2 separate regions of the Homo sapiens genome follow, and region 2 is linked to region 1. The links are chromatin loops, found by intact Hi-C in ENCODE. Cell type or tissue: endothelial cell of umbilical vein. All regions are shown on one strand. Each heading gives the region's core, and the rest is flanking DNA. Links, peaks and the distances in the headings are about the cores only. Region 1 overlaps PAQR8 (progestin and adipoQ receptor family member 8). Region 2 holds the start of GSTA5 (glutathione S-transferase alpha 5).

Region 1 (7,734 bases), core at 2,965-5,464:
AGAAAACACTAGATGGAGATATTTTGCATGTTGCCATTGCTGTCTTTAAGAAATTTGTTTAGCCTGGAATCATGCTCAAATTTATTTTAATGAGGAATAAGATATATTAAAAGGTCCTAAAGATGAGAAAGTATTCACTAGAGTCATTTTATAAACATTAGAGAAGCATGCAAAAATAATTTGAAGTCAGTGGTTCTTAAAGTGAGTTTCTGTCCTTCAGATCCTTCAGGTCATTACAGAGGGCTTCTGAGATTGTAATGTGAGTAGCGCCATGTTGTATTCTAGCACAAAATACACTTAGGAATCTCAGCCTTGGTACCATTCGACAATAACAGTATAAGGACTTTTGCTTGGCTAAAGTGTCTAGAAATAAAATGAGAACTGCATCCTTAGGTTTACTTCATTTATCAGGGGTGGGGAGATGGAAATCTACATTACACTTCCCTCTTAATTTTAAACTTTTTATGGTTCACACAAGTGACAATGTGAGAAGTTAGAGGAAAGAATCTTCTACATTCACTTAATTTTAGTGGCTAAGAATATAGACTCTGGATTCAAAGGCCTGAGTGTCTGTGAGATTCCATTACTTAAGAGCCAGGTAGTTGTGGGCAAATTTACTTTATGCCTCAGTTTCCTCATTTGCAAAATGGAGGCAGTATTAGTGCCTACCTCACAGGGCTACTATGAGGGTTAAATGAAGGAATCTAGGAAAACAGCTCAGCTCAGTTCTTGGCAAGTGGTGAGTACTAGATAATGTAAACTGTTATTATCCCCAATTTATAGGCTCTGCCTTAGACATGTCATGTCATTTCTGCCCAGAGGATTATCCAGAGTACAAACTAGTGTCCAAAGAATGAGAAAACATTCAAAGCCTATGTCAGAAGCAGAGGTCAACATTCTGGGCACTTTAAAAATGCTCTGGGAGGAATCTGGGAAGAATTCTGCAAGCATGAGAGTGTGGCCACAGGAACACAGAGTTTGCTGGCCTACACATGGAATAACTTGATGTCAGTCTGGTTTTGTGCATATTGCAGGAAACAGAATTTGCTCTATTTCCTAAAGGCAAAGTAATGTGCAATTAGTAATTAATCCATATCGATAGATAGCTACCCTGAATTTCCTTGGACAGAATTCTTCCTCACATACCCCATTCCCAAAGTCACAGTAAAAGCAATTCTTCACAAGACCTATACAACTTGTCCTCATCTTCTGCTGTATTTTCCCTCTCTGCATTTTCCCTCCTGGCCATTCCTGGCATGCCCTAGGCTCAGAGCCCTTGCACTTCTTCCCTTTGCCTGGGTGAGAAACAGAGCTGGCTCCATCACCTTTTTTGGTATTCTTCCCTGATCCTGTTTAAAATGGCACACTTACCAATTTCTCCAGTCTATCTCTCTTCCTTGCTCTCTGTTTCTCCTTGGCACTGTTATCTTCTAATATATAATTTATTGATTTGGTTCATTGTTTCTCCATAAGGGCAGGAATTTGTGTGTTTTATTCATTCCTGTATCCCAGGTGCCTAGAACAGAGCCTGGTATCCAGCAGTGGTCACTGTGGAAGGACTGACAATGAATCCACATACTCACAGGTTCAGCAGGCCAGTCCTTACCTCCAGTAAAGGTATTTCTAGCACAGTCCTCTCTGAGAGCTTGATTCAGGAGAAACATTCCATGCAATTCTTTCAACATGAGAGACAATGTATCATTGGCTTGGATTAATGAGCCAGTATCAGCCACAACAACATCAAATTACCTACATAATATAATGTCAGAAGGGAGTGTAATGTCATTCTCGGTACTCCTGTAAACTGAGCCAGACGGTTGATTTTGTAACTTAAAGAATAAAATACTAGGCTGCTTAAAATTTCTAGTTTACAATATCTGTTTTTTCAGGAATCTTTACATGACACTGCTACACCTTTTATCATTGACAATATTTTGACATAAGCCTTATTTTTCCCTAACAGGGATTTTATTTTACTGATGGATCCAAGGATTATCTTTTCTTACTACTTTTCTAGTTTCTTTAATAAGCATATATTGCTTTAAGAAATAATCAAAGACTTTTTTGTGCTTTCTAGTAAGTCTGCAAAACTCTTTCATATGGCAGAGAAACATTTTTTAAATCCCATGTTCAAGTTCATATCTCTTGTCAAAATCCCGGGGAAAGGTGATTGTTTAAAGAACTGACAATCCCATCAAAAGATAAAAGGGAGGATTTGAGATTTGGCAGGACTTTCTCATCCAAGGATCCAAACATATTTTCAGGAAACTGACTGGAGAGTAGGACTTGACTTTATAATCCAGTCCCCAAGGGCCCATGGACAATGAACTTTGGGGTTCTGAGAAGCCTCTGTGATGCAATGAATGCTTTATTCTGCATCCAAGGATGTGGGTGGAGTGAAGTCACTTTAACTCAAAAAAGAAATGATGCAACCCTGGCTATGCATGAGATATTAGGATCAAAAGTTAAAAGATTATGTCAAAGTGTACATAATGCATAAAAGTGCTTCATTTGCTGTAAAAAGCTCTGCAAGTATTTGGTGCTGATGTTTCTGATTAGCTGGACCGTGAATTTTTCTGAAGGAAAAATGAGTTTAAACATTATAACTAGTTGTGTGGCTTCAAACCAGTCACTTGACCTTTCTAGTGTTTCCTAGTTCAATGGAGACCTGTTTGGCCTTACTTACCTCATACAGTTTAGAAGCTCATATTGATGTGGAAATGTTTTAGAAATCATAATGCACAATAAAATTTGAGCTGTTATTCTGTAGCCTTCCATATGGTCCAGGCCTCTTGGAATCTTAAAATATAGTGAATACCTCTTCCAGTGAGAATCCTGTTATGTAAGAAAAGCCCTTACCATAGATAGATATGCTCCCAAAGTTAATATTTAAATGAATTATCTTTTTAATGCAATGATTTTCCTTCCATGTTAAATTACTTCTATAATAATTCCACAAAGGATATGGTTATTGTTTTAAGGAGGTAGCCAGAGTGCAGCATGCTGTTTTCAACTTACCAAGTTAGGAACCTGTATTCAGGTTGGAACCACACATCCTCTTCCTTGAAGGATGGGACTTTATGTACCTGGGAAGTCGCTACTGCTTGTGGAAATTTAGGCCTTCTCTCTCTCTCTGTCTGGATGTGTCAAGGATCCCCATGACTGAGTTAAAACAACTAGAGGGTAGTGAGAAGGGTCGGAGAAGTAGCAGGAGTAACGGGAAGTAGAGGCAGCTTTAAGGTGACTGCCTTGCTACAGGGGAAGATGTTTCCAACCTCTGGAGGTAAAGGGGAGAGAGGGCTTAATCCTTATGAAGAAGTTCTGGCCCAAACCAGGTCCCAGCCTCCTGGCCCTCAGGCTGTGATTGGAACCACGATCCGGGGAGAGGGACCCTCATGGCCCAAGGAAAAGATACTGGTCCTCATTTAGCAGACGGCAGACTCTCTGCCCACAGAGTGTGTTTTTCCACACTGTGGTGTCTCCAGAGCCAAGGTGGTACCTTTCACCAATAGGTGCTCAATAAATTCTTGCTAAATTAATAACTGAAGAGTGGTTAAACTAGTAACAGTAACAACAGAAGGATTTTCAAACTGCCTGGGGCCCCTGCTGGTGAAAAAAAAAGGGTTTGGGCAAGAGTGACAACCATAATTCGACCAGTGGAGCCTCTAGCCATAGAAATGCTGTTTTCTTAGTGATTATGATAGTACTATAGCCTGAAGCTGCAGTTGCAGCTTCAGCAGTGCCTAGAGAATCACCTTTTACACAGCTCTTTTAATCTAACTTTGAAGGCTACATAATTAGTTGGTTAATAGATGCCACATTTCACAACACGTACATTGTAGTACCTGCTATAGTTAAATCATAGTATAATTCATAATTTTTACATTTATAAAATTGTAGCCAATGAATTAAAAATGTTGAAATCTTTTACACTATCATCTATGAAACTAGGAATATTTATTTAATTACATTGAAATCTTCAGAGAAATCAACTTCATAGCATTTTGTGGGGAAGCAATTTGTTCTACTCACAAGTAGGTATTAGGGTGTGTGTATGGGGGATATGTGTATGGGGGATAAGGCATGGAGATTTTTTAAAAGTTTTTATACTTTCCTGCTTCTTGGTAGAGATAGTGTCCTGACCTCCTTTTCCTGACAATGTTTGTATAAATAAAACCTTTCAGAGGGGGCCTCTTCAGGGTAGTCCTTGTTAAGACCTTGTCAAAGAAACAAAGTAGCTGTTTCTTTAAACTGCTGACACTACAACAATGCATATACAAAATCACTTTAATGGTTATTCATATAAGTAGATTTATATAGACAGAAAATAGCTCCATTTTTTTTTTTTTTTTTTTTTTTTTTTTTTTTGCCAAGCAAGCAAAACACAAGACCAATAGAATTAGTAGACAGAAGCCTTGGGGACAATGGCAGTGCCCTTTCTGAGTAAGACATGAATGCCATCTGGAGGATCCATTTGAAACTACAGTGCAGTAACCAAAGAACCTAATGTTTTCAAGCATAAAGGTACTTTTTGTGAACAGGTGGGCAACACAGGCAGGAATAACTACCTTCATTCTATGGACTTAAATTCCTATTTCTTTCTAGCTTCCAGTAGAAGACTCTTGAGAATATTGTTGTTGAGTGAAGTACTTTCCGCTGAAATGGGAAATGAACCCCTAGAGTCTTACAAGTATTATTAAGCATCAGTAAATACAGGTCAGGAAGAATTAGGCAAGAGAGAAGCAGGCAAATGTGTCCTGTTTGCTGTGTCCTGCCATCTCCTCTCCCTACACTGCATTTCATTCATGAGAGGATGTAAATGACTGATAGTTTAGTTTTTTCAAAGGTATTTACATTTTCATAGGTTGAAAGTCTAAATTAAGAGAGAGAGAGATAAAGTTAACCAGCAGAATTTCCAGTAGATATGTTGGAGGGGCTATGGTTGAATAAGCCATCTCCTTTATAAAATTGTTGATTATTCCTTTTAAACTAGGTCTGTTTCTTACTGATACACTAACTTTAACAAAAATGTTTTAAAAGGATTAATTCCTCAAAAGTCTGAGTAGTTAAAAACATCTGCATTTCCTAGTTTATTTCTAAGAAGATTCTGATATTCTGAGGGCATGTCATAGAGTCTCCTACCTCAATGCCTCTCAAATATCTCCTATTAAAAAACTGTTTCTAGGGCAGGCGTGATGGCTAATGTCTGTAATCCCAACACTTTGGGAGGCTGAGGTGGGCGGATCACTTGAGTTCAGGAGTTCAAGACCAGCCTAAGCAACGTGGCAAAACCCTGTCTCTACAAAAAATGCAAAAATTAGCCAGGTGTGGTGGCACGCGCCTGTAGTACCAGGTACTTAGGAGGCTGAGGTGGGAGGATTGCTTGAGCTGGGGAGGTCGAGGCTGCAGTGAGCCGTGATTGCATCACTGCACTCCAGCCTGGGCGACAGAGTAAGACCCTGTCTCAGAAAAAGAGATTAAAAAAAAAATTTCCAACCACTTGAGGGGCCAATACTTGTATAAATTAAAATTGTATGGCAATATCTTCATGCCTGTTCCTGTGCTCATCATGTCACAGGCCATTAACAATGTTCAGATTGGCACTGGTCTGTGCACCCATCTGATCATTGCTCTACCTCCGGTTCTCTCTTTTAAAAAATACGTGGATTTGAACTAAAGATCTCTGCCCACAATACCACCAGTTATATTCAAGAGCTTGACTTACACCTTCTTCCCTTCTGCTCTCTTCCCTCCCTTCTCCTTCCAACTTTCAAAATAAGTCTTTGAATCCGTAATAAAGAAAACTTCAAATAATTTCTAGTCCCTATTTTAAATTGACCTTCTACTAACAACGTATTTGCACAATTCCCCCATCCTCTTGTTCAGTTCAACCCAGTTCAGTTTTGCTAATTTTATTTGCCATAAATTTGTCCTAGACACCAGAAGCTTGTATAAGACACTTGGGTAACACAGAAGTTCAGATATTTGAGGATTAACAGGAGAAATCCATCTAAGAAAACAATGTAGCTGACAAGACGCATGCTTTCTTGATATAAAGATTATTGGAAAGCTTCAGTTGAATATGTTTGTTTGTGGCCAAAATAGATTGAGAAAGTCTTTTGATTGATAAGCAATTCTAGCTTTCTGAAGTTTCTTTCATTCACTAGTTGAAGAGCAATATATATTTTTTCTTATCCCAATAACCCAGAACAGAAAATTCTACATGAGCATATATTGTGTTCATACATTTCCATTTATAAGGCACAAAACCCACAAATCTCACAAAAAGGAAGAAAACAAAAGATTTGAAGACAATAAAGTAAACTCGGAGGAGGTTCATCAAACTGGAGTTAAATCATGTCCCTTTTTAGTAACTAAGGGACCTCATACTGACAGGAATCATTGCCTCTGAAAAGAGGGCTTCTGAGCCCTTCTTTTGACACAGCCTCCTTCACTGGATTAGTGCAGAAGTCAATCCTCAGGGAGGGCTGCATGGCCACAACACATCAATCCCAAGCACCACCTATCCCATAGAAGCTTCTGGGCAGCAATGCTCCAAACAAACCAGGGTGCCTGGTTCACATGTTCTCACCCAAAGGAGCCTTCAGGGACCAATCCACAGTAAACACACATGCTTGCCTATCCCAGTACTTGAGTATTTTATGGGTTCTGCTCTAAGCTGAAGCAGAACTGCCTGCCTGAGAACCCTGAACTAGGTTAGTTTTGTGGGTCCTTCGTGGGGCAGCATCTATGTAGGAGGCTGGACTTTGGGTTCCTCTTGAAATAATGAGGTCCCTAGAGGGATCCTTAGAACCAACTAATCCTACCAAGAGCTTTTAAAACATGCTGGTCAAATATGGCGATTCCCTGGTGCAACCCCCAGATCTCCTGGTCTGTTAGGCAGCCCTGATAACTCTCAAGTAATCCTGTAGTCCACTGGTAAAAAATAGATGGGTCCCATGATACCATATAGTATCTATGCTTATTGGCTGGGCCTCCTGGTGGCTCTTGGCACTGTAATTTCTAGTACTGTTTAGATTAGTATTATATGAGAATAAGCTTCCTGAATGTCCACATGAATCCAAGCATTTCCTGGAAGTATGACTGCTTCCTAGTCCTTTATATTACCATGCAAGGTAGGGATGTGAGTGAACAGCACGTCAGAGAAAACTGCCAGGTGTAGACAGTTATCCTGAGAAAAGGGTTAGTATTATAGTTGTCGAGAAAGGAGGGACCAGAAATCAGATGAACTGAGTAATTCATCATGTCATCTTGAAGGCTTTTCCACTCTGGACAATTTGAAATCCAAATGAAATTCGGTCCTTGGGTCAATTTATTCCATTACCAAAGAACAGCATAGTAGGATAGCCATTCCAACAGGGTGAGGACCAGCCACCTACTTACTTTCCAGTCCAATTTTATTATCCATTCAGCTTTTAGGAATTGCCCCTGGAGGCCATAGTCGGAATTTTGCTAAATTTTCAGGCATGAAGATGATTCTCCTTAATTCAATGTCTCATGAATCTTAGTCAAGATCCCTTCCCTTCCTGTGCCTTGTTAAGCTATGATCCAAAAGGAAAAGGAGTATTCCTTTTATTAACAACAACAAAACTCTTAAATCCTTTGGCTTTCAAACACTGCAGCTATAACATATCCTTGGATATATGTATTAATTTAAAAGCCAATGCCTTAAAAGTCAGCTTCTATTGTATCAAGTTTTCTCCAAATTATGAG
Region 2 (7,734 bases), core at 1,742-4,241, 430 kb before region 1:
GCTAAAGTTGCATGAGCTGAGATTGCACCATAGCACTCTAGCCTGGGAAAAAAACAGTAAAACTCCATCTCAAAAAAAAAAAAAAAAGAAATACATTAGTTGTTAAAGGCAAGTATATTTTTCTTCTAAACTCAACAACCACAAAACTTTGCAAGAAGAATCTTAATGTTTAATCACAGAGCTGGGGGTTTGGAGAGAATATGCAACTGTTCCTAAGTCCTGGCACTGGAACTCCTGCTTTCAATGAGTCCTGTGTCCTTCCATTCACATTCATGATACAATTAGTTGCATCTGTCCTTGCAGCCATTGGTTTTCATTCTCTGATACTCTGCTATGTTCCACCTCCCAAACAGCCTGGGATAGAGCAAGGGCTATCAAACTTCACTGATGAGCCCAGTCAATTTCTCTCTAACCATTTACAACAAGCAGGTGAGCGTGCACACATGCAAACATCCATACACACAATATACAAATAACTGAAACTAACAACTCATGAAACATTACTTACCCTTCAACATGTCATGCTCACTGATATTTTTATTCTTTTCTATTTTATTTTAAAAAGTACTGGGGTTTCACAATCTACTGAAAGATTACCATGCATATTTGAGAAACATTAACATAGAAAATAAGACTCAGTCTTTAGTTTTTAATAGCAGTGAGTCTGCATCCCAGATCCACCACTTAATCTGGGTAAGTTACTTTAAAAACCTCAGTATCCTCAACTGTAAAATGAGAATAGCAACAGCCTTTCACCTTAGGTGATTTTTGTAGGACAAAATGAGAGAAGTTTAGAAGAATGGCCAGTGTATGACTGACGTTGAACAAATGCTAGCTCCTTCCATATCCTGCAAAGTTAATGCAGCAACATCTCTTTTGCCAGGTTATAAAACAAAATGCCCCCCACAGAGTTAAAATATAGAACACCAAAAGAAGCAAGGTATTAGCATTCTCTGTTGAAAGACTTTGGATCTTCTAGCTACAGTAAAACAAGTCTGAAGCCTAATTTCTGGTTTTGATCAAATGCAGTCTCACAGCCAGAGAGCTGAAGAGTGACTTAGCTCCCTGCCGGTCCTCCCTGTCAGTGACATCCTCTGGTTTCACAACCAGTTCATGGGTTCCCAGGGCCTTCACCCAGATGTCTTCCAGGCGTGACTTCATTTTAGTCCTTGGTGTAGATATTCATGTCCATCACCAACCAGAGTGTGACTGTGAACATTGTATTTCTCTGATGTTCGATTTCATTAACTAAAAATTGGAGAAAACAACCATTTAATGAGACTATAAGGAGGGTTAAAGATATAAAATATTGAAAGGGACTAGCATTGAGGAAGGATCATGAGGAAGTTTTCAATAAATATTAGTTCTTGAATTCTTCCCCTTCCATTAACTCCTGTACATGTATTATTACCACATACTCTCACCTCTTAGGCTGCCAAGAAAAGTCACAGGTAAACAATGAAGACTTGAGACTGGTTTGAGGGTGGCCACTGCTGGGTAACAATTTGAGCCAAGAAAACATTCCAGGAACTCCTTCAACCCAGTCATGAAGAAGGCAGGTTCTTCTTCAGCATTGTTTGTGGTTTTCAACCACACATCCTAAAGTACATTTTTGATTCTATCGTTTCAATTATTCATTCATTCATTCAGGCTTAGAGAAACCTCCAGGAGACTGCTATCATGGCAGAGAAGCCCAAGCTCCACTACTCCAATGCACGGGGCAGTATGGAGTCCATTCGGTGGCTCCTGGCTGCAGCTGGAGTAGAGGTAGGTTCTGAGTAAGGTCATCTTAAGTTGGATTTAAAATTGCGTTATCACATACTTTTCCCACAGAAACTATGCAATGATTACTTACTGAAGCATTGTGCCTTAAATAAAAATGGACTGTAATTAAGAAAAAGATGAATAGATTTGACCTAAAAATTGTTAAAATTTCTTCTTATCTAAGAGCATACATATTAAAATACAATTAAGAAACTAATCAAAAAGTGTAGAACTTAAGTGGATTAGAATTTAAACAAACTGTAAAAAATAATTTATGGCATTAGAAACTTGGATATTGACTGAATATTTGATGACATGAAATAATTATTGTTAATATTTCATGTGTGATAATGTACTATGGTTATCTTTAGAACAGTTTATGTGTTTTAGGAAAACACATTGAAGTATTTAAGGATTAATCATATGGATCTGGGATTTCTTTGGAATTATTACAAAAGGAGAAGTAGGTGGGCATAAATATAACTTCACATTGGTTTTGGTTGATAATTATTGATTCTAGGTGAGAAATATAAGGAGAATTTTTATGCTTTTCTGTTTATTTTTATTCATGTTCATAATTTCCACAACAAAAAAATGAAAATACGTAATATTTAAAAATGGCTGTAGTTAGAGGTAAAATGCAAACTATAAATGAGAGGTGTAAGGGAGTGGATTGTAACAAACTACCTATTAAAGATTGACTACATTCACAGCAATTATTTGTTGAGCACTTATTAATTCCAGGTTCTGTACTAGGTCATGGAGATAGACAGTGAACAAGACAGACACAGTCCCTGCCCTGGGGCGGCCTACATGTCTATGAGGATGCAGACAAGTAAACACGTGGTTAAAATGAGGCGTGGAGGCTTCTAGAACACCCAAGCATTCCCCAGTGTTACCAGGTCATCCTCCCAGTGTTTGAGTAGGAAATGCCTGGAGGTGTCTGTGGGACTCCGCTGAGTGCTGCCCTCTAGAGGTGTCACTGAGAAAAACACTTCCCAGTCCAGACCAGAGTCCTTCAGCGACTGCCTGAGGGTTTTCCTGGGAAGTGAGTCATGGACAAACTCAGGAGATCTTGTCCCTCGGGTGGCAGCAGAAAAGGGGGGTTTCAGGTGAGGTGGCGTCCTGTGAAGGGAACTTCTAGCGCGCCCCTTCAGCCTCACAGCGCCGTGTGGACCTGAGCCTCGGAACGGTACTTTGTGCGTTGCTTCACGAAGGCTTGGGACTTTAGCCTCACCCTTTCTCAGTTCTATGAAGAAATAAGCACATAAGAAATCCAAACACTATCATTCTAGGTTGTTTCCTTTGTACAAATGAATACCCTGTTTCACTGTCACGCAGACATCAGCTCTGCAGCTCAGGGATGTGTTCAGAGCCCGGGTAGGAAGAGTTCAGCAGGAGGGAGGGAGGGGCAAGGCTGGGAGGAACCCAGGTTCCCAGGTCTCCATCCAGCCTGACTGAAGGCGGGGGCAGGGCTGACTGCAGACCTTGCTCAGGCTTCTGGGGTCTCAGCGCCCTAAGGCTGATGATCACAACCCAGTCCTCACATCCCACTTGCCAACCCCACCCCACCTTGTCTACCCTCCTTCCTGGACCACCCACCGTTCCTTAGGTTTGTCCTGAACTGGATGCCTTATTAATTGCTGGCACACACCCCCATGACCTCTAGATCCTGGTCCTGTGTGATCATAGATCCACAACAAATTCTGTTCCATGGAGCAAGCCAGAAACCCCCAAATTCCTGATCTTTCACCATAAAGAACTCCATTAAAGTATAATTAGCCACTGGAAACACCGCTACTATTTATTACTTGATGTATGTGGGTCAGGCCCTGTATCATGCATTTTGAAACATTACAAAATTCCATTTAAGAAAATATTATATTCCCATTTTGCAGATTAAGAATCTAAGGCTTGAAGATTTTAAGCAATAATTCCTAGATCACACAGCTATTTTGAGGCAGAGTCAAGATTGGAACCAGATCATAACAACATTGAAATCCAGAAAACCTTGATAACTTTTGCTTAGACTTTTGGTTTGATAGATTCTGCCTATTTAAGTCAACTGCATCATTATGTAATAACTGAATTTCATATCTGTATTAAATACCTGCAACCACTCATAGCTTCTGGTCAGATTGAGACAGCCTTGTTGCTGGCTGCTATTTCCACCAAAGTGACTTGTCTCAGGATGAGGTGGAATTTACTCCAATGTTTAAGTTACTGGATGTAGATCAAGAACTAAGTATAGTTTCAAAATTCTAAACATAACTTATATTTAACGAGCAGTTACTATACACCTGCTACTTTTCTAAGTGCTTTGCATGACCTTGTAATTTAATCTTGATATCAGCCTATACCATAGGTGCCGTAAGTATACCCATTTCATAGATTAGCATACTCAGACACAGAGAGTTTCGGTAACATGTCCAAAGTCAAGAAGACAGTACATGAAAATGGTGATATTGAACCCACAAAACCACATCAGAAACCAGAGGTTTTCATGAAAAATAATGTTAGTGTGGGACTCTAATTCCTTTATTAAATTGAGAATTTTACCCTATTGGGTCCCATGTACTTCAGAAGAGAAAATTATAGTTGCAAGTGTGAAAGCTGTGCAACAGCTGCAACTTATTTCACCCTTAGCAGGGTTCCTGAAAAGTGGGGTGATATAAATTATAGCAGAGGCTCCTTGGTGGCAGAATATTTGATGGCCATTAGCCCATGGCATACCCCACACTGGGGACACACAAGGTTGTGGTCTGATCTCTCCTGGAGACACGGGCTTTACTAAGATATGACAACACCATAACTAGGAGAACTGCTCAGTGCCTTCTTTCCAGTGATGTCCCCTCTCAAAATATGACCTAATCATAGACATTCATCAGAACAGGGTGGCAGTGAACTAAAAGATTGAGCAGCTATGTGCTGTGACCCATGCACTTTTCTCAATGAATTAGGTCTAAACTTCCAAATGGCCATTACCAGCCCCCTCTGTATATCCTGCGAAACTCAGAAATCTTATATTCTCCAAATCATGCACCAGATAGGGGCCATTCAACATCACAAGTCTATAATAGAATTAACTAAGAAGAACCCATTTACTGTTTCTGCTTCCAGTTGGAAGAGAAATTTCTAGAATCTGCAGAAGATTTGGACAAGTTAAGAAATGGTAAGATCAATCTCTAAGTAACTCTGATGAGAGTTTCTAGTAGAAGGTACAGAGGAACGTTGAGCAGCCAGGAATACCTATGTGTGTGGGGGGTGATATTTAGTCACGGTGGAGAGGGAGAAAGTGGTTAAAATGGAAGGGATGTGGCTCCTTGATCAGGTCTGGCAACTCTCTCCAAGCTAAAAGGACCAGACCTCTCAGAGTATTTGTTAGAGGAATGATATCCCGCCCCCGGGGAAAGCCCTTTTTCTGTTTTCATGCTTGGGGGACCGTCAGTGAGCTGTGGTTATCAGCACAGGATCCCATAGAGCCCTCCCCATCCAAGCACACGCAAGAACATGCGCTAGATGAAAGGAGGAAAAATCGACGTGGCCATTGCCTTGAGGTTTTTCTTTCATGGGGGGGCGTGACAAAGTAACACTGTGGCACTATTGCAGGCTTTGAAGAGCAGAAAAGGGGACCCTTATATTAAAAACCTCTCAGAACCTGCCTTAGATGTCGCAAACACCATGAGACTTACCCTGAGAACTTCCCATTTTAAATGGCACCTGTTGCCAGTCCTATTGTAACTTGTCCCAACCTCTTCCTAAAACATCCATGAAGATAAATCAACACAAAAAATACAAGAGTCCTGCTATGTATCTGGAGGGGAAATAAAAACAAAAATGAAGTAACAGGATAAAAAGTAGAAGGAAGCTGCTTAAGAAAAAGAAGAACTACAGGAAACTTTTAAAAAATGTTGTTTGGGCCGGGTATGGTGGCTCACACCTGTAATCCCAGCTCTTCGAGAGGCTGAGGCGGGTGGATCATTTGAGGTCAGGAGTTCGAGACCAGTTTGGCCAACATGATGAGATCACGTCTCTACTAAAAATACAAAAATTAGCTGGGTATGTTGGCACATGCCTGTAATCCCAGCTACTCAGGAGGCTGAGGTAGGAGAATTGCTTGAACCCAGGAGGCAGAGGTTACAGTGAGCTGAGATCGTCCCACTGCACTCCAGCCTGGGTGACAGAGTGAGACTCTGTCTCAAAAAACAAAACAAGGAAAAAAGTTGTTTCAAGTGAAAACTTAACAGGCAATAATTTCTTTTTCATTTCACAAATTTAGTCATTTCCATAACCATTTTTTTCATCCCAAAAGGGTGGGTTTCATAGACACTTCATACTCCTTTTTTTTTCTTCTTTCTAAGATGGGAGTTTGCTGTTCCAGCAAGTACCAATGGTTGAGATTGACGGGATGAAGCTGGTGCAGACCAGAGCCATTCTTAACTACATTGCCAGCAAATACAACCTTTATGGGAAAGACATGAAGGAGAGAGCCCTGTATGGTATATTTTCTGTTCTTCCATCCACAGAGAACACAGAGTGATTTAAGTCCTTCTTTGAGTGGGTGGGACCATGGCAGGGCATCATGACCAGCAGCAGGCTGGGTCTTGAGGATGCACGCTGAGGTCCAGTATTGCAGAGTCCCATGGAGATGAGGGAACAGTGAACATGGGGAGGGTTCAGGCAAGGGTGATTCTAAAAGAGGATGCAGTCCATGGATCCTGCAACCTGACTGAGGTTTCCAGACACTCATAAACCCTATGAACTGAGGAGGATGGGGAATCATGATTCAGGTACTCAGAACTTCAGAGGCTAGACTCCAGCCAACAGCGTAGGGCAAGGCATAGAATGTCTGAGAGTCTGTAGATGAAGGCCTGGGGAGGGAAGGCTGTAAACAAGCTGAATCTCAGGTCCCAGTAATTCCAAGAATCATGACCAGGAACCTAAATTACCAACCAATTATATGGGCCAGAACACTTGAGCAGGGCTAGTAGAGGCTGGTGCCCAGGATGCTGGGGTTACCTTGACACATGGATAGAAGGCTGAAACAGCCAGATTGATTCAATACCAACAAAGCCAAGGGGTCTCCTCTCTGTTGTGATGAGACTGCATAATTACAAATAAATCCTGAATGGAACTGTTGGCAGCTCCACAAAAACTTTAACATAGTATTACCAATGACCCAGCAGTTGCTCTAGTAGGCATATCCCCAAACAATCAAAAATACATCCACACTAAATTTTTTACAGAAATGAACAATGCAAATAACAATATTCATAGTATTCAAAAAGTGGAAACAACCCAAATATCCATCAATCAATAAATGGAGGAGAAAAAATGCCTTAGCCATGCAATGGAAAGATATTTGGTCATGAAAAGGAATGAAGTACCAATGCATGCTACAAGATGGTTAAACAATAAAGACATGTTACATAAAATACACAAGACACAGAAGGCCAAGTATTATAGGATTCTTTTTGTATGAAATGTCCAGATATTCAAATCCATAGAGGTAGCAAGTAGATTAGTGGTTGCCTGGAGGTAAAGGAGTGGGGCTTGGAGATAAATGAAGAATACCGCTAATGGTACAGATGTCCTTATCAGGGTGATAAGAATAATTCTGGAATTAGACTGTGATGATTTTTACAGAATTCTGTGAATCCACCAAAAACCACTCAATAGTGTAATTTAACAGGTTGCAATTACAGTACGTGAACATACGTCAATAAAGGTCTTGTTTTAAAAAGTATTGTGAAACTCTAGTTTGACACAAAAGAAGAAAAGTTTGCACTGGTTGTAATTGTATAGAGAATTTCACCGGGGAAGGGGATTCTTAGGTGGGGTCTCAGGAAAGGCACACATGGCTAGAGTTAGGCAACAGCACATGGAGAGGGCTGTGGAAATGTGTTTCATGGGTGTAATTGGAAGAACTGCTAATATGGGGCACAGGAGCCCTGGGAGCTGTAAAATGAT

Evidence for each region. Hi-C counts contacts between places; a loop is a spot of excess contacts. Peaks named below come from ENCODE experiments on the same cell type or tissue, not always from the same donor. Only the 100,000 strongest peaks of a DNase experiment are listed, where the experiment ranks them.
Region 2: it touches region 1 in a loop (23-fold over the local background); 1 of 110 quality-filtered maps calls a loop at or near these places.

What each region holds. Positions count from the first base shown.
Region 1 is chr6:52,404,313-52,412,046 of GRCh38, reverse strand. It overlaps PAQR8 (progestin and adipoQ receptor family member 8), which reads right to left. Exons shown (of 2, transcript NM_133367.5): 2 at 4,270-7,734. Among named protein-coding and RNA genes, the nearest start is that of EFHC1, 12 kb to the left of the region's middle. In endothelial cell of umbilical vein, for the core only: a CTCF peak has its summit at 4,466 (motif pointing left); a DNase peak (open chromatin) is centred at 4,456.
Region 2 is chr6:52,834,760-52,842,493 of GRCh38, reverse strand. It overlaps GSTA5 (glutathione S-transferase alpha 5), which reads left to right and starts at 1,681. Exons shown (of 6, transcript NM_153699.3): 1 at 1,681-1,767; 2 at 4,885-4,936; 3 at 6,126-6,258. The coding sequence starts at 1,681. RefSeq lists an enhancer at 7,562-7,731. In endothelial cell of umbilical vein, for the core only: a CTCF peak has its summit at 2,735 (motif pointing left); a DNase peak (open chromatin) is centred at 2,713.